Linked DNA regions of Homo sapiens: region 2 is linked to region 1. Evidence: chromatin contacts called from ENCODE Hi-C or POLR2A ChIA-PET data. All regions are on one chromosome and are shown on one strand. Each heading gives the region's core, a stretch centred on a gene start or an enhancer-like site at or near the end of the contact. The rest is flanking DNA. Distances are from core to core; before and after follow the strand shown. Region 1 overlaps LOC107986150 (a long non-coding RNA gene). Region 2 overlaps PPM1L (protein phosphatase, Mg2+/Mn2+ dependent 1L).

Region 1 (6,604 bases), core at 595-3,094:
AGTTTCTGGAGACCCGCAGGAAAATCCAACACTGAAAGAGCTTGCCCACCCAGGCCCCACTGGTTCTGAGCAATGTTTCAAAACATCGTGCATTCCAACATGTGGTCCCTAATCCCTGCTGGGGGAAGCTGCAGTTGAGTAAGGGTTTTACCTGAGACTTTGATTTTCTTGTACATATGGGTCTTAGGGACTCAAGCTGCAGGCTGTTGGTTACCTCCTGCTTTATGCTTCTAAGCATATGTTATCTTTAGGATGTGGATCCAAACAGGTAACCCAACAATCTATTTGAATTAATTGTATGTTTAATAAAATCTTAAAATCTTACATGTGCAGACCAGGCACGGTGGCTCATGCCTGTAATCCCAGCACTTTGGGAGGCCAAAGTGGGTGGATCATTTGAGGTCAGGAGTTCGAGACCAGCCTGGCCAACATGGTGAAACCAAGTCTGTACAAAAAATATAAAAATTAGCCGGGCATGAGTGGTGTGCACCTGTAATCCCAGCTACTTGGGGGGCTGAGGTGGGAGGATCGCTTGAGCCTGGGAAGTAGAGGTTGTAGTGAGCCGAGATCTTGCCACTGCACTCCAGCCTGGGCAACAGACTGAGACCCTGTCTCAAAACAAAACAAAACAAAACAAAACAAAACAAAACAAAAAAATCTTACATCTGCAGACATAGCATTACACTGGGAATTAGCACCTTCCCTCTGTGGTAAATGGTGCAGGTGGGATTAATGCTGTTTTACAGATGTGAGTGGGGTTAGTGTCATTTTACAAATGTGAATGTGGAGACCCAAAGGGGCCAAAAGACTTGCCCAAGGTCAAACTTCAGTTATTACATTTCTCGATTATTTTGCTATTTAGCTATGATTGTCATGAAAAGTTTCACAGAGCTTGAAATTCTGGGCAATATTCTTAAAGTCAATTCCTGGAATATTATTTTTGGAGTGAACAACTCGATCTCTGGAAAATTTGGAGGTTAAAGAGAGGAATTACAGTTTTTTGAAGAGATGTCTTCCCTATGTAACGGCCCCATGTTGCCCCCTTATGGAACTTGCGATATTTGCAAAATTCTTTGCTGAATTAGTCTTTCACTGAAGTGTGACTTATTTGACACACAGGATTTACAGCATGAGCCTTTTGTCACAACAGCCTTTTGTCACAACAGGATTTACAGCATCAGCCTTTCTCAGGATGATAACATATTACCTTACCATTTTCATATATTAAATCAACTGTTACTGAAATTCAGCCAAATTGAAGGAAAATGTGATTATGAGGAAGTCTACAGAAAACTTTTTTGTACTAATTTCTAACTATACTCACAGCCCCTTTTCCCATACCCTCAGGGCTGACCATTTTGCACATTAAAAAGTAATGTATCTAACGAAATAGGACGGTGTTCTTAATATTTTACTAAAAATTGTGGATCATTTTAAGTTTCACGCTTGTGAGACGTTTGGGGATTTGGTTTTTTTTGTTCAATGGGTTTGAATTTCACCTCTGCTACTTAGCTACATCACCTCCGGTAGACTCAGTTTCTGGGTCTCAGCATCTTCCTCTGTAAAATGGGAAGAATGGCGCCATTTGTGAAGCATTTGAAACAATTCCTGGTAGAGTATGCATGCAAAAGTGAAAGCAGTAGCGGTGGTTGTAGCAGTAGTAACCCCTGGATCTTACCTCCTCAATTATCACATGAGGAGATTGTACTAAAGGAGCTCTGAGATCCTCTCAAGTTCTTACATCTCTGATCCTCTGGATGCAAAATAAGCAGAGGAAGAAGGAGGCACCATGAGCAATGATTCCATCTCTGCCCTCCTGAGAAAGTCTTTCCCTCCTTTCCACAGCACCTGGGAGGAGCAGGAAGTTACTAATTTGCTGGCAGGGCCTGCTGGTTTCGGCCACAGTTTCTGAGTCTTTTGGGGAGTCAGATGCAATAGGGTATATGCCAGACAGCAGAACCTATCCAGGGGTGTGGAAGCATTCCGCCTTTGGGAACCCACCCACCCTGGATGGGGCAACTAATCGGAGAAAGTCTCAACAGAAAAATGGAAGTGGGTAGTGTGCAGTGAAAGTGGATGTAGGGAGGCTGGAAAGTGGGACCCGTCAAAGCCTAAGAGATAGACTGGAAGGAGGCACGAAGAAGGGATTGCTGGCAGGGAAATTCCTCCCTTTGTCCCAGGGTCTCAACTTCACACTTGTCCAAGATAAACACCACTGACATTAAAGTGATGAAAACATTTTATTCAGTAACTACTGACAGTCAGGGAAAGAGCTGCGCTCCATTCCAGTTTGTGCAGAGGTGGCGGTGTCTTTTATTTTAATTTTTATTATTCCAATAAGACTTTATTGTTTATGTCTGAAAATTAGCTATAAAAACTTGTAATATACATTGTTTTATCAGTTCTCTCTCTAGTTTTAGCTCTATCGAGGTACAACTGATACACAAAAAAATTGTACCCATCTAATGTATGTATCTTGATGAATCCAGACATATAAATACACCCATGATGTCATCATCACATAAAACACATCCATCACCTCAGAGGGAGAGAGTGGGAGGGAGAGAGAACTGGGGTTCAAATAAAAAGTTACCAAGGGTTGGTCAGTGTAAATGTGACTAGGCCAGCTGTGTCTGCTAGCCAGCAATGATGGCCCCAAATTAGGATTCTATCCTGACAAGTACATTTCTAAGAATGGTCTTCAGATCTTTGAGAAAGACAATCCTAAATTGCAGGAGATATATATACATCTCAAAGGGACAGAGGAAGGATTCATGATTGTAAGGCCTTTACAGTAAATGCTTTAATAAGAGGAGGTATAGGGGCCAAGGGAAAACTTCTCCTTTGTCCTCTGAAGGTTCACTGAAAGTCAGTTGACAAAAGGCAGATTTAATAAGAGAAATAACATCCATAGACCAGGCGTAGTGGTTTACACCTGCAATATCAACACTTTGGGAGGCCAAGGCAGGAGGATTGCTTGAGCCCAGAAGTTCAAGACCAGTCTGGGCAATACAGTGAGATCCCATCTCTACAAAAATTTAAAAATTATCTAGGCTTGGTTGTACATACCTGTAGTCCCAGCTACTTGAGAGGCTGTGGTGGGAGGATCATTTGATCTGGAGAGGTGGAGGCTGCAGTGAGCCGAGATCATAACACTGCACTCCAGTCTGGGTGGCAGAGTGAGCCCCTCTCTCAGAAATACTACTACTACTACTAATAGAAGTGGTATATAGATTTATTAATGTCCCTGGGGGAGAATCAGAGTGACTACCCCACCACGCAATGGGGCAAAAATGGTTATATACCCCTTCTTCCTTTACTTAGGGGAAAGAGAGATGGGGAAGTGTGATGATTTTAGGGGGATAGTAAATGATTTTCAGGGGAATTCACTGGGCTTGAAGAACATACAATGGCCTGGAACAAAGTCTGTTGGGCCTGCAGAGCAGACAATGGTTTGTGAGAAAAGTCTGTCCAGGTGTGTTGACATACTTCAGTCTTCTTTCCTGCAATATGAGTTAAGTTAATAAAAACTCAGGGAAATAACCAGAGGCAAGAGGAAATTGTTTTCTTCTTTGGTGGGTCTGGCATTTAGGCAGATATGGGAACTTCAGAGAACAACTTCATTCTGTGCTTTGGGAGAGCCAGAGGATTGAGAGACAGTAGTGAGGGGAGGTCAGAGAGACATTGAGGCTGCTTCCTTGGTTCAGCATGTCAAAGCATCATATTTTGGGGTATTGGTTTTTGAGCCCCAATAGAGGTCTGGGACGAACAGAAAATTCTCCTGGCAGCTCTAGGCTTTCTCAGGCAGACATGTTAATACAGGGCTGGGGCCATCCTACGGACATCGCCTTCTGCTGCTAGAAGCCAGGCTAGAGTTTGGTGCATTTCTCTTTAGTACAGAGGTTTGGATGGAGTTGTTACATGCTGAAAGTTCTGCGGTTCTTACCATGAGGTCTTCTCTGACCAATCTAACCCTTCACAGGGCCAACTTTCATGTAAAAAGTGAGTAGTTCATTCACTCATTCCACAAATATTAGTTGGGAGTCTTCTATGTGCTGGGCACAGTTTGAGAGTCAGGGAGTCTTAGAATTGTTTGCACTGTTCACTAGTTGTTTTATTTGTACTAGTCCCACCTTAACTAAATAGATCGTTAAATTCCTTGAGGTCAGAGATACTATCTTATTCTTCTGTTTTCCACACTGTATGGAATTTAGCAGAGCCTATTAGTCACTTGAATTTATTAAATATAATTGAGCAATACAACAAATAAAGAAAAACACTTTGAAACAGAAGTTAAGTAACTTGAGAGTTGAGAAGAAAAAGAAAATGAAAATATTGAAGTAATGAAAGAGATTATTTAACTGCACCCCCCAACTTTTATATCTTTTTTATGGTCTCCAGAAAATTTGGTTTGAAAAAAAAATCACTTATTAAAAATAAAAGTCTGAAGACCACTGATGAATTTTATAGGTCCAGAGAGGTGAAGTCAAACAACGAGCTTCCCCTACAGCTGATTACACAGTATGATTAAGCCAAAGGGGACATGTTGCTCCAGGGAGAGTCTAATCAGAACACACGTTTCCTATCTTAGACCCCAAATCCTTTGAACTCAGAGGAGCAAATCAAAAGAGGTCTCCAAAACTGTGAGCTTAGAAAAGAGTTACAGTTAGAAGATGAGGTTTCGAGGAGAAATCATTGAAGGTGATTCAACTCAAACTTCAGAACTGCTCTCTGTCCTTCAGAAACTGGGAATTTGATGCCTAAAGAAGTTGTATCCTCACTGGCCTTTTTGACAGGAAGATGAACCTAAAGTTTACCCTAAAAGCTATGCTAACTTCTGTATTTTTGAACTATTCTGAAAAATATTTGCTATTTGCTTTCTTAAGTGTAAGGAAGGAATGAATCTCTGAGCTACATCATGTAGGTGATATTAAAACTACACTTTTTTGTGTGTCTGATTTAACATTGTTAAAAATAGTCAAAATTTCTACTAGTTTATCATGTATCCAAAGGTTAAGAATAGATACAAAGAATTTCATTCTTTCTAGATGCTGGGAATATTCTCAGATCTTGCCAGCTCTGCAGCAAATGGAGGAGGTGGTTCTTGGATGTCAGACTTTCCTGGAGGGAGGCCAGGCTGCGGTAGCCCAGTTGTAATGCTTTCCTCTGAGGTGTTGGCATCAGGGCTTGCTTCCACTGCTGTTCTCCCAACAGTGATTTCTAAAGGGAGGCCAAGGTTGGGTAAGGGTCAGGGCTGGCACAGAACTGATGTCAGGAGCTGTAAGACCTAAGGCTGCTTTTACAAAGATGCATGCATTTTATCTAACAGCCTTTTCCCCTAAAATATCCACAACATATATTCTATTTCTGTAGTTCTCAGCAGGGTAATTTTTGTCTCCCAGGAGGAATTTAGCAGTATCTGGAGACATTTGTGATTGTCATAATTGGGGGAGGTTTGCTACTGGCATCTAGTGGGTAAGAGACAGATATGCTGCTAAACATGCTACAATGCACAGGGCAGCAGCCACAACAAAGAATAATCCAATCCAAAATGTCAGTTGTGTCAGGGTTGAGAAACCTCATTATATATTTCAAGACAAGAAAACCAGTTCCTTGCTTAGTGTGCTGGCTAACGCCTTACTGATGCATGTGGTCTCCAGACACCAGCATCACTTGGGAGTTCCTGAGAAATAACAGACTCTCAGTCCCCACTTGGGATACTGGATCAGAATCTGCATTTTAACAAGATCCCCAGGTGACTTATATGTGTCTTTAATATTGAGAAGCACTGGTAACCTTCTATGAGAACTACAAGGGCAAGGCAGTGAGACAAGTGCTTCAGCATGGCCAAGTCAAGAAGAGACAGTTCTGGCCCTACTTAGGCAACATCTTTAAATTAAAAAAAAACCTCACTTTTTCTCGGTTTTGTTTTGTGTTTTTAAATTTGCATTGAAGTTTCTTCTATTTTTTTTTTTTTTTTTTTGCTACTTTGTCCTTCTTTCCTTCCTTTCTTTTTTTCTCTCTTCCTTCCTTTCTCTTCTAGTTACTCTGCTTCATCATTTATCTTTATCTCACATGTATGCAGTGCTTTTCTAGGTCCTTAATTTTGAGTTACTCGTGATACCAAAAAAAAAAAAAAAAAAGGGCAGACACTTCTCATTAATTAAAGGAAATTGTCCTAGTGGGTAGAATCTGGGAGGACAGTCATACTTTCTTAAACATAATAACGCAATTAAATTCTACCTTCCCTTCAGTAGTAAGATATTAAAAAGGAAGGCAATAAAGCTCATCCAATACTAATTTGATCAGAAGCCTGTGCAATCAGTCTCTTTGATATACCTTTTGTCAACACAGCTTTAGATTTTGAATAGGCAATCTAAAACCCTGGAAATCTACCATATTGATTTATTAGCAAAATTTCTGCTGAACCTAGGTATAATAATAGAACTGATTAAAAATAAAATTTAGTCTGTATGCCATGCAATGTACTGTAGCATTTTAGTTTCATGTTTCTCTAAAAAAAATAAGTTAAAATTTTAAATTATTAAAACAAACTTCAGTTCAACTTGCTAAACATTTACTTAGCACCTATTGTTTACAAAAT
Region 2 (7,519 bases), core at 3,831-6,330, 340 kb before region 1:
TCATGCTCCACATGATTCAGCTGTTGGCATTTCTAGGCCCTCCTAGAAATGAGGAGCCCACCGCACACCCCCATCCTTCCCACTTCCAACTGGGACTTCACAGAAACTCAGCACCAAGCAGAAGCCAAAAGTGTGTATCAGTTGACTGAAACTTCAAACGATTTTGTTTCTCTCCTAATCCTTTTAAATGTGATATGTGTTTAAGAGTAGCAGAGACAAAGTGATTTAGGAAAATTATAATGTTATCCTAGCCTATTTTAGTGACACTCTAACATGGTTAAGAAAATTGACTGTCAGATTTGATCATTGTTGTCGAAGTGAACAGCCATCATTCTCAGAGTGGCTGGAGTCAAATTCTCACCCAGCAGAAGCAATTTTAATGACTGAAGAATCCAGTTACCACAAGAAGCAATGGAACCTGAATGCACTGCTGACCTCCCGCGTTCTCTCTCTCTTCTATTTTTCAGGCACAACGTGTTTGATTGCTCTGCTATCAGATAAAGACCTCACTGTGGCCAACGTGGGTGACTCGCGCGGGGTCCTGTGTGACAAAGATGGGAACGCTATTCCTTTGTCTCATGATCACAAGCCTTACCAGTTGAAGGAAAGAAAGAGGATAAAGAGAGCAGGTGAGCTTGTGAACACCTCCAAGAAATGTCTGCTGTCTTGCTGGTGAACAAGGCGGCTTGCTTGGAGAGCTCCTGGATAAAATGTCCAGTTATGCAGTATTAGAGAGGCTGCTACTGAGGTAACTGAGATTGACTTTGTAACATTACCTATCAAATAAATGGCCACTAAATCTGTCTTCCTTCATAGCCAAAGATTCCAAAAGAACTAAAAAGCCCATTTCCAGTTTAAAGGCTAATAAGATCTTTGGGCCCCGGGTTCTCACTTTTCTCTAGCCTGTTGCTATATGCTGCTTCCCTCGGAGCCACAACTAACTACTAATCATTCCTAAAAAGACCTTGTTTCTGATACCTCTGTGCCTTTGCAAGTGCTGTTCTGGGTCACAATTACTTGTCCCATAAAACTCAGTTTAAGGTGTTCTTTTGGAAGCTTTCCATGTCACACTGTGGCAAGGGCCTTCCCATTCTGGGGTGGATGCCCCTCTGCCTTTCCCCAGCATCCTATGTGGACGTCTTGGGTCACCTTTTACAATACATGGACATACCTGGCTCTCCTATTTGCCTTGCCTTCCTGTCACCTCTTTGAAGACAGGAACTTGGTTTTGTTCATCTCTATGCCTTGAGCATTTGGCTTAGTGCCTGGTATAAGTAAATATTTCAGAGCAAGGTTGGGGGTAGAGGGGTCCCTTATTCATTCATTCATTGGTTTATTCAATATTTTAGGAGCTGGGGATAAAACAAAACCCCATTCTCAAGCTTTCATGAAACTTACATTCTGAAATTGGCATGGGGGTGAGGAATGGAGTAAATAGACATTAACAAAAAAAAATAGTAAAAGTAAGTCATTCATATAGTATATTAGAAGTTGATAACTGCTATGGAAAGACATGAAGCAGGTAAGGGGAGTGTCAGGGAGTTGCAGTTTTAAGTAGTGTGGCCTGTGTGGGCCTTGCTAGAGTGATGTTTGGACAAAGACTCGGAGGATAATTATCAGTTGATTATTACATTTTCATAATTCGATTTCAGAGAATACCTTTATACCTATGTAAGGGAAGAATTCTGTAACTTTTCAGACTGAGAGCTGCAGGATGTATGCTCTTCATGATGTGCCAGGCAGCAGGCCAGCTGTCAGAGGGGAGCAAGCGGGGTGCTCATGTACCCTAGTATCTGACCAGGATGGGCCCTTGCTGTCTGGGTTAATCTGCACATTGACTCTCGATCTCTACAGGTCAGCTTCTGCCCAGTGAATGAACTGAATGAACCTAATCAACATTTTAGTTTTCACAGTAGGGAACCATACTGTTAAGTCAAAATGTGTTGAATTTTATTACAATCTCCTGCTTCAGTGACTGCTTGAGTTGCAAAATAGTTTTTAATGAAAGCATTGGTCAGGTTTTCTGTTGATGGGATGAAACGAATGATATTTTAGGAGCATCTATCAAGCTTTGATGACCTCCAGGCAGTAGGAGCAAAGTTCTCTGGCTTCCTACTTGTAAAACACCATCTGCCTGTAGGAGTCTGCTGTGAAATTAAGACACAGTTAGCTCAGTCTTGCATCAGCATCAGGCAAGGATGTGTACACAATACACCTGCAAATGTCATCTTACCATTCAGTGCTCTCTTTTGAAATATCATGGCCATTTTATGCTTCCTCTTCTTCCCTGTCATACCCACTACCCACGCCTGCACCCTATGTTGATTCTTTGTAGAAGCAAATTTGCACACCGTCTCCAAGGAGGTTAATCTAACCTCTCTGTTCTTTTACATAATTTGATCAATTGCATATTTTACACAAGGCTTAAGAAACAGTGATTGGTTTTACCATCTTCATGTGTGTTTTCTCTGGCCTCAGCCTCTTTTCAGGACATCTTTCCCCCTCCTGCTTAGCATGACAGTAAGGTCCAGCCAGTCTGGGCCAAATACATGTCTTTCTGTCGCCACTCCTTATACTGTTTCCAACAACAACATTAGCTGTCATTTATTGTGTGCTTATCCTGTGCTGGCAGCAAAGCCTAGCACTTTACACATACACTTTCTCTTTGCCTGTCTTAAGAGGTTGATAATATTATTCTCATTTTGTAGCCAACAAACTGGAACTTCACAGAGGCTTATGTGCCCAAGCACACACAGCTAGTGAATGGTGAGACCACAGCTGAAACCCAGGACTGGGTTTTATGCTCTTGCCTACTAGACCATGCTTCCTGGAATGTCCTCCTACATATCCTGCCCATAGATGTTTCACCCATCGCTCAAAGCCCACCTTTAATGTTCATTCTACCCTCATGATCAGAACTGGAAATCATCCCTCCCTTCTCCATCTGCCTACAGCATTTAGCAGACACTGGTCTCGCCCTGAAGAATACCACTTTGTGCTTATTGTATTTAATACTTTTTGTGGCTTAATTCTCCTGCCAGGCTGTCTACTTTTTTAAAGAAAGGTCTGGATCTTGTATAACTTCATATCCTGCACATTGCCTTCCATGGAGTAGGTATTTAGTAAATATCTGACAAATATGTGGATGAAGAAAAAAATAATAGATACAATTGTTAAGTGCATATTATGTTCAGGGACTGTGCCAAATGACTTATGTGGAATAAGACCTTCATTTCTCAACAACCCAATAAAATAGATACTGTCTCTATTTTGTAGCCAGGGAGACTGAGGATCAGAGAAAGAGTTTCTCATCCAAAGTGAGACATGGTTAGAAGAGACAGAGCCAGGAATCACATTCAAGTAGTCTGACCTGAGCCTTTAATGACTATACTAGTGTGTGCTTTTTCTTAATCTTGATCCTATTTGGGGGGACAGAGCTGTTTTGAGACCTATATAGGCACACTTATGAGTGGCCTCAGGCCAAATGATATATACGGTGCCTGTTCACCTGCCTTTCAGCATTCCTTTGCCACTCTCCTCAAATCCCTACCCTCATGCTCTCTACTGTCAATCACTGAGCCACCACGGTGTTAAGTTAAAAACCAATGCCCTCCCCCATATGTATCCGCCACCTTCAGTACTCTTATTGATATATTATTGAAATCCTTCAAGATGCCAGGATGAGGGTATGAGGATCAACTGGTAGAGTATAAAACCCCAGGCCATGCAGTGGGTCCCAGGAGTGATGGGGTTAAGGGGAGTGCCCACAGCCCAGTTCACATGAAGTAGGTCACCCTGTTGCGCACGTACCTAGACTATCCCAGGTAAGTGAGATATCAGCTGGTCAAACTAATGGGCTCATCCTGTCTTTCTAGGTGGTTTCATCAGTTTCAATGGCTCCTGGAGGGTCCAGGGAATCCTGGCCATGTCTCGGTCCCTGGGGGATTATCCGCTGAAAAATCTCAACGTGGTCATCCCAGACCCAGACATCCTGACCTTTGACCTGGACAAGCTTCAGCCTGAGTTCATGATCTTGGCATCAGATGGTCTCTGGGATGCTTTCAGCAATGAAGAAGCAGTTCGATTCATCAAGGAGCGCTTGGATGAACCTCACTTTGGGGCCAAGAGCATAGTTTTACAGTCATTTTACAGAGGCTGCCCTGACAATATAACAGTCATGGTGGTGAAGTTCAGAAATAGCAGCAAAACAGAAGAGCAGTGAACCCTTCAGGGGTCTCAGCTGCCTTAGACTAAAGGACTTTCAACACACTGGTCTCTTTTAATTTAGTGAAAAGTGTGGGAGTTGTAATTAGGATCATCCACCCCAGACATGGAATCCCCCCTCCCTGGTGGTCTTAGGTCTATAATCAGTGACGAACAGAGGGTGCCCTTGGCCAATGTAGTTAAGAAACTGGAAAATGGTTTCTTCATGTTTTCCCAACTCTTTCATCCAGTGTCCAAAATATATAAGTAAATAGCTGTAGAGTCACATATATGAAGTGAATAGCATATGTGTCATTTAGTCTCCCTGAAGATTCTTTTCAAGATCCTGTTCAGGGTCCTCCAGGCATCAGCTGTTGTGTCCTCTCTTTGTAACAGTGGACAGGACAGACCACCCAGTGCTGCAGGAGACAGGCCACTGCGTCACCTGTGAGTGGTCAGGGGCTGATGTGGCAACACCCTCTGCCAAGAGACAGAGCTGTCCTGAGAATGCTTTGTCCTTCTGAGCCCATGTTTTCTGCTCAGTAGCAGCTTGGAAGCAGATTTGGAATGGTTTACTATTTTGGCTGCTCTTGGGGACTGCGAGAAGCAGAGAGAATGAGAGACCAGTGGCAACTGCCTGCACAGCAGAGATAACCCTCTTCCCTTGCTTCCTTTAATAGTTAAATAGACTTTGTATACCACCTGACCAGCCTTTGTGCATTTATCCTAATCATGCATGACCGTTAACCTTTTGCTTAGTCCTTACCATATGTAATAGGCAGCTGTTAAATTCACCAACAGATACCCTGATTTTTCATCTTACGTGACCAAGAAACCACGTTAGGGGAAATGAAAAAAGCAAGCCACAATACCATGATTCCTTCCATTTTCAACAGTAGATGAAGGAAATGATACTGAATGAGTCACAGTGTTCCCTGGCAAGTAAGCTGTTTGCATTGAGAAAGGAGTGAGCTGGTGAGGTTACCACCCTGAATTGAGCTCCAGCTGCCAGTTTTTGTGTTTTTCCTTGCCCCTTTCCAAGTGGTTTTCAAGTGTCAGGCAGTGTTCTGAGAAGCAGCAGCCTATAACTGTATGTGTGTTCCTTGAAGCCAGGTGCAGAGTTCCCAGCTACTGCAGCTTGGGATTTGGTGGGAAACTACTGGGATAAGCTTCTCCTTGACAATGGAAAGGCAGCAGTCTTCAACATTTGGTTGCAAATCTCCATCCACATCAGGGAGCTTTCCCCAGGCAAATACAAACCGCCCCGTGGCCTGCAGGCCTGCAGGGGAGGCAGCAAAGGGACCTGGCAGTTGCAACACAGTAAGTCAGGAATTCAAGCGTGAACCCATATTGATAAGTGGGCCAGAATTATTTAGGGGCCTGGCTTGCTGCTCTCCATTTCCTGTATCGCTAATTTATCATTTTTCCAACCTTGGTATTTTATATTATTTAGAGAAAATGCTGGGTCACTCTCTTTGCCTAAGGTGACTCAAACAGCCAAACGAAACTTCCGTTGCCTCCCAGCCCTCTGTATCCACCTGGTTTTGTTCTTTCCCTGTGAGCATTTGTGGTTATAGCTTCCCATATGCCACATTCACCGGCCACCTCCTCGCCGTGGAACCCTGCCCTCTCCCCTCCTGCTGCTGTAGAGTTTTCCCAAAGCAGTGTCCAGGAGAGAATTTGAGAGAGTGAAGAAATTGCCTTGTAGATGTGGAGGGCTGCAATCTGTCTTGATTTCTCCAAGCACTTAACTTTCTTTGACTGCACTGAGAATTGCTAATGATTTCCCATGAGATTTGCTTACTTTTGTATACTGTATTTTCCAGCATTACAGAACCTTGGTTATTGTTTTTTAGCCATAGAATCTTCTAGTAAAAAATATCTGCCACCATTTTAGATTTAAGCATTTGCCTATGGGGAGACACTGAATATGTGGATGTGTGTATTAATATTTGGGGTGGGGACAGGGAAGGGAATGTGGAAAACAAATGCTGGCTGTGAGCAGTGCTGAGATGGCCAGGCCAGGCGGCTGAGTTTGCTTGGAAATTCAGGACATTCTGACTCCTAAGAGTTGCCCCCACCCACCATCAAACTGAAATCAGCACCAATGGTGTCAGCACTTTACAGCCCATAGCCAACTTTCTTTATTTTTAACGTAGCACAAAAATGTATAATAGCAAGGAAAAGACATTTTTAAATTCCGGTTATTTTTATTGTCTAAAATGAAAGCAACAGTGTTTTGATAAAGATGAAAAAGAAAAGCTACTAAATTAGTAAATCAGTGGTTACGTGCCCTGCAGAATTTCTTAACAGATGGTGCTGAGTGCACGAGTTACATAACTTTCTCTCTAATTGAGGTTCACAAGGCGTCTTCTAAATTTTGCTTTGTACAATTAATTCATTTCTGATGTTAACCAAATAGAGTGTATATATCCTACTCCCATTACTGCCTCTTTCCCCCCTACTATGGCTTGTAGATTTTCAAAAGATAGAAGTTCTAGGCAAAACTGTAGCAGTTTCATTAATAGTTGTTAGGATAGTTATATCTAAAATCAGAGTATTTTGTTCCCTTCCTTCTGGAGCTCTCTCTCCCTAGCCCTTTTCCAGCTGTTGGGGATGTGCAGACATCACTCCTGGGGGTGCCCTATGGTACACTGGCTGCTCCCCAGGGACCTGGGAATGCTGAATCTAGCCATTAGGGAAATTGATTTGAGATGTTTGCATGTGAAGCTTCCCTAAGCAGCACTGCCAAAGCTTTGGAATTGTCACCCAAGGCTTCCTAGACTCCCTAGCTAGCTCGAGTTCGAATTGCCAATAGTCCCCATGGTGCCAAATTTTGGGATGGTTTTACAGTCTTTTAGAAATGAAGACAGGAATGGCCATGTGCTTCTGAGACCCCAGCACGATGCCAGGCCCAGGTCTCCATTAATGCAGTGCTCTGCTGCTGCTCCACTGGCAATTTGTACTCTTAACATAGGTTGGGGGAGGGACAGCTAGGGAAATTTTTTTTAATTAATTGTATCTAAAATTCTTTCATCATAGGAATAAACAACACATATAGAAAGCTCCAAAGCTGTTCCCAAGACCTGTATTATTTATTTTATATGACCAACTTGCCCCAAGGCAATTAACTCTGAATTGCTGTTCTAATGTGACATATCTGTGTACATATGTACATAGTACTGGTAACCAGTGGCTGCATTTTATTCCTTGCTGTGGACTGAGGTATTGGCTTCTTGAATCTTGTATATGTCATAAGAATATTATACAGAGAGTGTTATAGTGAAGGATGTAAGCTGGATAATTTAAAACAGAC

The links. A loop is a pair of places that touch in the nucleus more often than their neighbours do. ChIA-PET counts read pairs that join two places held with the same protein, here RNA polymerase II (POLR2A). Pooled maps may share reads with other maps.
Region 2: a loop to region 1 is called in a map of heart left ventricle, with 4 times the contacts of the local background. The contact joins two enhancer-like sites. A Hi-C loop is called at or near these places in 1 of 168 maps with a recorded cell type or tissue (heart left ventricle), 1 of 37 single-sample maps with no recorded cell type and 1 of 50 pooled maps. POLR2A ChIA-PET finds 5 or more read pairs at or near these places in 1 of 52 experiments (PC-3).

Annotation. Positions count from the first base shown.
Region 1 is chr3:161,408,172-161,414,775 of GRCh38, forward strand. LOC107986150 (a long non-coding RNA gene) reads left to right here. Exons shown (of 3, transcript XR_007096152.1): 3 at 1-6,604. Among named protein-coding and RNA genes, the nearest start is that of LINC02067, 15 kb to the right of the region's middle. Within about 2 kb of position 1,845, at least 2 of the 41 ENCODE cell types and tissues checked have a DNase peak (open chromatin) inside an H3K27ac peak, as active enhancers do; they include PC-3, where a contact is called at or near this core.
Region 2 is chr3:161,064,936-161,072,454 of GRCh38, forward strand. It overlaps PPM1L (protein phosphatase, Mg2+/Mn2+ dependent 1L), which reads left to right. Exons shown (of 4, transcript NM_139245.4): 3 at 468-629; 4 at 3,876-7,519. The coding sequence ends at 4,222. Among named protein-coding and RNA genes, the nearest start is that of B3GALNT1, 37 kb to the right of the region's middle. RefSeq lists enhancers at 2,608-2,737, 4,761-4,810. Within about 2 kb of position 5,081, at least 11 of the 41 ENCODE cell types and tissues checked have a DNase peak (open chromatin) inside an H3K27ac peak, as active enhancers do; they include PC-3, where a contact is called at or near this core.